Linked DNA regions of Mus musculus: regions 2 and 3 are each linked to region 1. A link is a loop called in an ENCODE intact Hi-C map of the cell type or tissue named here. Cell type or tissue: left cerebral cortex. All regions are shown on one strand.

Region 1 (2,500 bases):
CTTTACATGTATGAGTGGGGGGGGGGGTTATGCTTGTTTGTGTACCATGTGCATGCCTGTTTTCTACAGAGGCCAGAATAGGGCGTCAGATACCTTGAAATTGGAGATCCAGATGGTTCTAAGCTGCCCAGAGGATGCTGGGAAACAAGCCATGTCTTTTGCAAGCACAACTAGAAATCTTAACTGCTGAGCCAGCTCTCCAGCCCCATATATGCTTTTAAATAATGCACCATCCTGAGTGGGTGTGGTGGTGCATGCCTTTAATCCCATCATTTAGGAGTAGAGGCAGGTGGATTTCTGTGATTTTGAAGCCAACCTGGTATACACAGTTGTATCTACTAGGTAGGCCAGTCAGGGCTACATAGTAAGAGTCTGTCTTAAGCAAGCAAGCGACCAAACAAACAAACAAACAAATTAACACACCATTCTAAGTGTTGGGGTTTAGGAATAGAGAATGAGCTTAAGCTATTATGCAAAGCCGACACTTTATGAATTAATCAGCCCCACCTATCCCCAGCTCTTGCTCTTTCCGTCTCTGAATCGGACTAGGTTTCTCTTAGAAATGGAAGCTTGCTCTAACTGTCTCCTTACCACTGCTTACTTTCCTTAACATGATGCTTTGCCTGTTTTAGTACGCATTGCAATTCGCTTTGTGAAGTTGAGTGCTGATCTTTGTGTCTACACCACATTCCGTTCATTTGTATCTACACTGATGGATGCATGGTGTTTTCAGCTACTGTGACTGTTGTGAGCATGGGTGTACAGATATTTTCAAGACTCTGCTTTCAGATCTGTTGAGGCTACACTCAGATGTGGGCTTGTTAGAGACATGTGCACATTGTGTGTGTTTGTCACCCTTCGGGAAAATTAACTTACACACTGATGGGTGGTGTCAGCAGGAAAGGTGCTTCTTACAAGTCTAGGGTCCCAACCTAGGCACTGCAAACTGTTAGGCCTCCTGGGGCGTTGTAATTGCCAGAAGGATTAAGAAACTGTGACCTAACACAGGCACTTGTCCATTCTTAAAGAATTTTTCCCATCGTTTGGTGATGTGGGTTAAAATGGCTCATCCATCAGGATTTGTGCTTCCAGTAACTGCAGATAGGTGGAGACTTCACACCAGGGTCTTCACTTCAGCCTTCGAAAGGAATACTTGGTAGGTCTACCTACATCGATGGAGTAGGTGGGTGTCATAGCAACCGAAGAGGAAAAACTGGGGGGCTCCCCAACACAGCTCTGTGTGTGTGTGTGTGTGTGTGTATGAGAGAGAGAGAGAGAGAGAGAGAGAGAGAGAGAGAGAGAGAGAGAGAGAGAGAGATTTAGAGCTCTCAAACAAATACAAGCCTCTTTCAAATCAACTTGCCCTAGAAGGTTTCTATGCAGACTGTCAGCCATTCAGACCATACTGTGACTTAGTAAATAGATGCTTTTCAATGGTGTTATGACATGAAAGCACAGGTCAGCCTCAGCACTGTTGACATTTGGGGCTGGAGACTTCTTTGATGTGGGGAGCTGTGCACTGTCAGATATTCAGCCGCTACTCTGATCACCTACATTAGCTCTCCAGCCTTGCTTGCAACTGCTAAGCAAGCCTCCAGGGATTGACAAAGGTCACACGAGGACAGCCCCAGCTCGCTGATTAAAATCGCTGCTAAGAAGGAATAGAGTTCTTGAGGAAAGAAGAGGAGATTTTGTTTGTTTACTTGTTTTTCAAGACAGGGTTTCTCTCTGCTGTCCTGAAACTTGCTCTGTAGACCAGATTGGCCTCAAAATCAGTTATCATGAGTGCTGGGATTAAAAGTGTGGGCCATCTCCCCCCAGTTTAAGAGGAGAAATTTTAAAGCAGGCAATGTAGAGGCTCTTAGGCCGGGTTAATACTGACACCACAGTAATTCTGAGTCCATTTGCATCGCTGACCCAGAAGCGCCACTGTCCTTTTAACTTTATTATTTATTTGTTTTGTTTTAAGGTAGTCTCACTTTGTAACCCAGACAGACCTTGAATTCATGGCCATACTCCTGCCTCCGCCTCCCGAGTGCTAGAATTTCAGGCATGAGCCAACATGCTGGACCCAGCAAAACTTCCTGTTGCAGAGATGAGAGACACACGCATGCGCCAGCAGAATAGCTGGTGCGCATGGAACATTGCCTGGCTCTACGTAGCACCTTACTACTGTCTGCTTTCTTCTCAGCTCTCACTACTTCCAAAATATGAAATACAGTGCAGGTTATCCTGAGAGTCACCCTCTCCACCCCTCAGAAATATTTCCACAGTAACCTAGTCATTAGCACAGCTCGTTCATTAACGCATCTTACCACCCACCACACTAAGACAGACATAGACATCCCCAAAGTGCTTTCATTCAAATCTGTCCCGCTTCTCAATAACGATTGCTGCTTGAGCAGCGAGCCCTGCTTGGAAGATGACGGAGATCTCTGGCTAGGACGGCCAGTCCCCTCTTAGTCTGAGGCCAATGCCCACCTTAGAAGCTGCCTTCCCG
Region 2 (2,500 bases), 190 kb after region 1:
TCACGGCTGGAGCCCAGGTTGAGGTCAGTCATTGGTCCATTTATCTTGGGTTCAGTGAGTGTCAGTTCTCTGCTAGGCATTGCATTAGGGACCAGTGATATTCAATAATACAATATTATTCCAGACATCATGCTTCCCAGGCAAGGAATAAAGTCTACACAAACATAACGAGGTTTCAGTGCTATTGTATTGAAAAAGGAAGTTTTTATCTTATTTAATTTTTATCCTGAAGATCAGAGGTTAGGGAAAGTTATAACTATTAGAAGTGACAACTTTTTAAATTAATTGAATAATTTAATTTACGTGTGTGTGCCTGGGTGTATGTACGTGCACCGTGTGTGTGCAGGAGCCTCTGGAGGCCCTGTATCCCCTGGAACTGGAGTGACAACAGTTGTGACACACCATGTGGCTGGCTCCTGGCAATCAAACCCTAGTCCTCTACAAAGGAGCAAATGCCCTTAAACTGCCGAGCCCTTTCTCTCACTTAGAAGTGGCGATTTTGATATATTGAAAAAAAATAATATTTTACTAACCTCACTTATGATTAAGGTTTTGCTGAAATTGTCTATTTCAAGGTCATATGTGAAAGTGAATTGCTTACAAGTTTTGTGCCATGTAATTTGTTTTGCACACCTGGCCACTTTCTGTGGGAGAGTGCTGGGTATTTGTCAGTTGTCCTTACAGGTCCACGTGCGACTCTCCCTTCGTGCCTGCTCACATCTCTCCTGGGGAGTCCACTATATGGCAGTTGCCAACTCACCTCCCTTTCTCCCTCCTTCAGATTTTTATCACCGTGAATTGCCTGAGTACAGATTTCTCCTCCCAAAAGGGTGTAAAAGGACTTCCCCTGATGATTCAGATCGACACGTACAGCTACAACAACCGCAGCAATAAACCCATCCACAGAGCATACTGCCAGATCAAGGTCTTCTGTGACAAGGTGAGCCAGAATGACAGTTTGTCAGGAGGAGACTGCTATGATGAGCTGATTTCTTTTATGGCTGTCTTCCCTTGTCACGTTTTCTTGTCTAGCGGTGTCTAGAGAGTCATTTGGCTATCCTATGGAAGCAGAAGCTTTCCATTCAAGTCCTGCTGTGTGTTAGGGAGGCACCAGTCCATTGCCCTTTGTTTTGGCTCTTGCTGTTTTTTTTTTTTTTTTTTCCTTCCAGTTTTACTATTAATTCAATGGCTGGCATTGCTCCATGGCTTAGTGTTCTTAGGTTGCTAAAACAAAGTACCCCAGGTTAGGTGGTGTGAGCATTAGCAACTTATTTACAGTTCTGGGGGATAAAAACCTAGGATCAATGAGTGCAGTCCCTGGGAGGGTCATCTTCTTGGCTGCCAGGAGTCATCCTGCTCCCTTGGCCTCACATGGGGGAGAAAGAGAAGAGCTCCCCCGTGTGTCTTTTCACTGTCATAGCATCCATAATAAGCTTCATGACCTCACCAGAGTTGAACCTCGTCAGCACAGGGGGTGGATTGAGGGGAGATTCAGTTTGTAGTATTCTGTGCTTTGGTGAACATGCAGCTGAAATGACAGATCTAGACCTTTCATTGGGCGTAGATACTATTCTAGAACATATCATGTTAATCTTTGCCATTTGATGTATGACATGGGGCCTCACCTAGAATTTTTGGGAGTAGATATCACACCTACATAGTAAGTTCACTACTTCTTACACACTCAGCATACAGTGCTGTCATGTCCAAGATCAGACCAGCTTCCCTATGGACAATGAACGAACACACAAAGCTATCACCACCCTGCAGATGAAAAGTAGCCCAGCAGCATCTCAAGGTGAGTCAATGCATCCGACAACAGGAGAGGCGGGGTCAACAGGGACCTGAAAAGCACGCGCCTGAGAATCGAAATGTGCTGGAACTCAGGGAAGAACTAGAAATGAAAACTGAACTATTTCAGATTATGCTGGAAGCAACCATGCCTGAACAATGTGACAGGTAAAGTCATAAGAAGGACAGGTGGGAAAAGAGGACAGATTTCAAAGATGGAAGGAAGTTATACAGGAGGAGACTGAAAATGTCAGAGGACAGAGCTAAAGATGATCCAGGAGTCACAGATCAATGATCATTGAGAACAAAACAATATCAACAACAACAACAACAAACTCCCAAGCAACGAAGTGAAGCAAATGTGACAAAATGCCATAGCAGAACACCCCACAAGAGTGCTGACCACGTTCTGGAGAAACCAGCTCAGACTAACGATATGAAGTGACAGCTATCAGCCTTGTATCCCAGCGATTGGGAGGCAGAGGCAAGCAGATCTCTGTGAGCTTAAGGCCAGCCTGGTCTACATTTGTGTTCAGGATAGCCAAGTGTACATAGTGAGATGCTATCTCGGGGGGAGGGAGGAAGGGAGGGAGGAAGGAAGACATTGAAAAGACAGAAAACTTCTCTTGGCTTCTAACAGTTAGGGACAATAAGGAGATTTTTATCATCATTTTTTTTTAACAGTAATCCTATGCTAGGAGAAAACAGT
Region 3 (2,500 bases), 200 kb after region 1:
GTCTTCAGCTTTACCTACACAAGCCCCACAGCTTCTACTACAACCTCGGTCCCAAAGACCACTGGCAATTCCTCTGTGGTTTCCCAAGCCTGGACCCTGGGTCTTATGGGTCTTCCCTATGACCGTATCGTCCATTGTTTGGTGTTTGACAGAAGAGGAGGATGACATAGGCTCTAGGCTATTCTCAGAAATAGTACAAATAAAAAAGTACAAAAAAAAAGAGTAAAAATTCTTGGATGTATCCATGTGTATTCACTGTGATAAAACATCACGAACACAACAACTTATGGACAAGAGAGTTTATTCTGGCTTATGAGTCCAGAGGTTTGCATGCTGGTGAAGCACGGCAGCGTGAAAGTAGGAGCAGGAAGATGAGAGAGATGCAGACACAACGCAGAGAGAGAAAACTGGGATTGGAGGAGGCTGGAACCCTTCAAGCCCACCTGGTGATGGACTTTCTCCCTGAGCATTTCTCATTCAGATTGCCTCCCCATCTGTCTGAGTTAGCTCTCTGTCACTGTGGCGAAGCCCATGACCAAAAGCAGCTTATGAGATGGGGTTTACTTCATTTTATTCTTTCAGGTCATAGTCCGCCACAGAGTGACGTCAGGGCAGGAGCTCAAGGCAGGAACCTGGAGGCAGGAGTGGAAGCATTGGCCATGGAGGACCACTGTGTCCTGACTTACTTCCCCTGGCTTGCTCAGCCTGGGATACACCCAGGACCACCTGTCCACGGTGACACCAACCCCAGCAGGCTGGGACCCTTCACATCAATCAAGAGGATGCTCCACGGGCATTTCCTCAGATGAGCATCTCTCAGTGACTTTAGCTGTGTAAAGTTGTTCAACAAACAAACAAAAGAACAAACAAACGACGGCAGTAGTCAGTCTGATGAGTCTATATTTTTACACAACACTAACACTTAAAAACAAAACAAAAGTTGACTATACAAAAATAAAAGATAAAAAGGAATTTGTGTAACCTTAGGATGTGTCTTGAGTGAGCTATACTTTGTGGGTAGACAATGAAGTCCCACACTTATGTGAATTACTGAATCACACAGAGCTTCCAGCACTCTGCTAAGTGCCCCATATGCACCTAGTAAGCAATACTGCCGTTCGTTTCCCAGTGTTGAGTGAGGCGTTGCTGGAGCATTTAGCATTTCTCTTTGTTCAAATGCAAAGGCTCTACAAAATTTTCGGATATTTTGATGAGTATTATACAGCAGATGTATCTGTATTTCTGCATGTTGTCCTTGCTGTGAATTTCCATGACCTGTAAGCATCAGTGGCACTCAGGTTTTCATGTAATAGTGATAGTAATAATAGCTCCCGCCCCCTGGTGGCTGTGTGTATCAGGTGTGCTGTAATTGCCTGTGTCTCATCTGGGTGAAACATGGAACCCCTTCAAAAGTCACGGTGCTTCTGTTGATGACAAGTCCACACTGAGTCCTAGCCTTGGTCAAAACTGGGACTGTCCTATAAGAGTCAATGTGAACAAAAGTATATCTCATTCTTTTTAATTCAAACCAAACCATTCGTATATCCTTAGTGCAAACCAGCTCATATTTATCCATGTGTTTGAATAGATTCAAATCTTTTTTATATAGTTGGAATTTGACACTTTATGTGTCAAATGCTTGAAATATGTTCAGCAATTTTGACTTTGCCTTTTGACTTCCTTTCTTCTTTTCCCTTTTTCCTTTCTTTTCCTTTCTTGCCCAGAGAGGAATGCATTTTATTTTGCCAAATGTGTTTTCTCTGACAGTGTCAGGCCATTTCTGAAGGTTGCTTTATGCATCACTGTTCCCTGAGTAGCTACTGCAGGGAAAGGGATTGCTAACATGGACCAAGACCTAGGGAAGAAGCTTGTCCCATGAATGTCACCTGTCTAGGCATTGTGGGTAATTCTCCTGAAGCCAAGAGAGAAAGCAAGAGGAATCTGCTGGGATGGGATGTCTCTGACTGGGAGACAGAGGAAAATAAGTTAACAAATGGCCCAAAAGAAAGATGAGCAGCGAATGGTGCAAGTGCCCAGACAGCTGATCAGTAATTGAAGCAGGATTATAACTTTATGGAACTATATTAAAAAGTCAGTTTATGGGCTGGATAGATAGCCCAGTGGTTAAGAGCACTACTGCTCTTCCAGAGGTCCTGAGTTCAAATCCCAGCAACCACACGGTGGCTCACAACCATCTGTAATGAGATCTGCTGCCCTCTTCTGGTGTGTCTGAAGACAGCTATAGTGTACTTACATACAATAAATAAATAATTCTTAGGAAAAAAGTCAATTTACAAAGAACAGAAGTCGATGCATGTGTCTTCTGTGTGGTAGGCACATAGGAGAATATCAATACTTTCATGTGCTGAGCAATCCCTCATCTTTGTGTGAGCACCACTTAAAGAGGAATGCCCTTTCTTCCTGTGGTGATTTTTTTCTTTAAGTTCATAACCATATGCAGAGGAAAACTTGCACAGGAAAAGGTCATTCTATTAATAGC

The links. Peaks named below come from ENCODE experiments on the same cell type or tissue, not always from the same donor. Only the 100,000 strongest peaks of a DNase experiment are listed, where the experiment ranks them.
Region 2: it touches region 1 in a loop (4-fold over the local background); 30 of 42 quality-filtered maps call a loop at or near these places.
Region 3: a loop joins it to region 1, with 6 times the contacts of the local background. A loop is called at or near these places in 30 of 42 quality-filtered maps.

The regions. Positions count from the first base shown.
Region 1 is chr15:37,132,980-37,135,479 of GRCm38, forward strand. All of the region lies in intron 2 of Gm41302 (a long non-coding RNA gene), which reads right to left. It overlaps Gm41301 (a long non-coding RNA gene), which reads right to left. Exons shown (of 3, transcript XR_875169.2): 1 at 2,482-2,500; 2 at 1,998-2,084; 3 at 244-1,236. Among named protein-coding and RNA genes, the nearest start is that of Gm41301, 1.5 kb to the right of the region's middle. In left cerebral cortex, a CTCF peak has its summit at 1,083; DNase peaks (open chromatin) are centred at 1,108, 1,704 and 2,129; H3K4me3 peaks cover 342 bases; H3K27ac peaks cover 816 bases.
Region 2 is chr15:37,327,449-37,329,948 of GRCm38, forward strand. Grhl2 (grainyhead like transcription factor 2) reads left to right here. Exons shown (of 16, transcript NM_026496.4): 9 at 782-940. Among named protein-coding and RNA genes, the nearest start is that of Gm16136, 96 kb to the left of the region's middle. In left cerebral cortex, a CTCF peak has its summit at 1,399; a DNase peak (open chromatin) is centred at 1,396.
Region 3 is chr15:37,332,678-37,335,177 of GRCm38, forward strand. All of the region lies in intron 9 of Grhl2 (grainyhead like transcription factor 2), which reads left to right. Among named protein-coding and RNA genes, the nearest start is that of 4930447A16Rik, 92 kb to the right of the region's middle. In left cerebral cortex, CTCF peaks have their summits at 1,358 (motif pointing left) and 2,231 (motif pointing left); no DNase peak of the experiment used is centred here.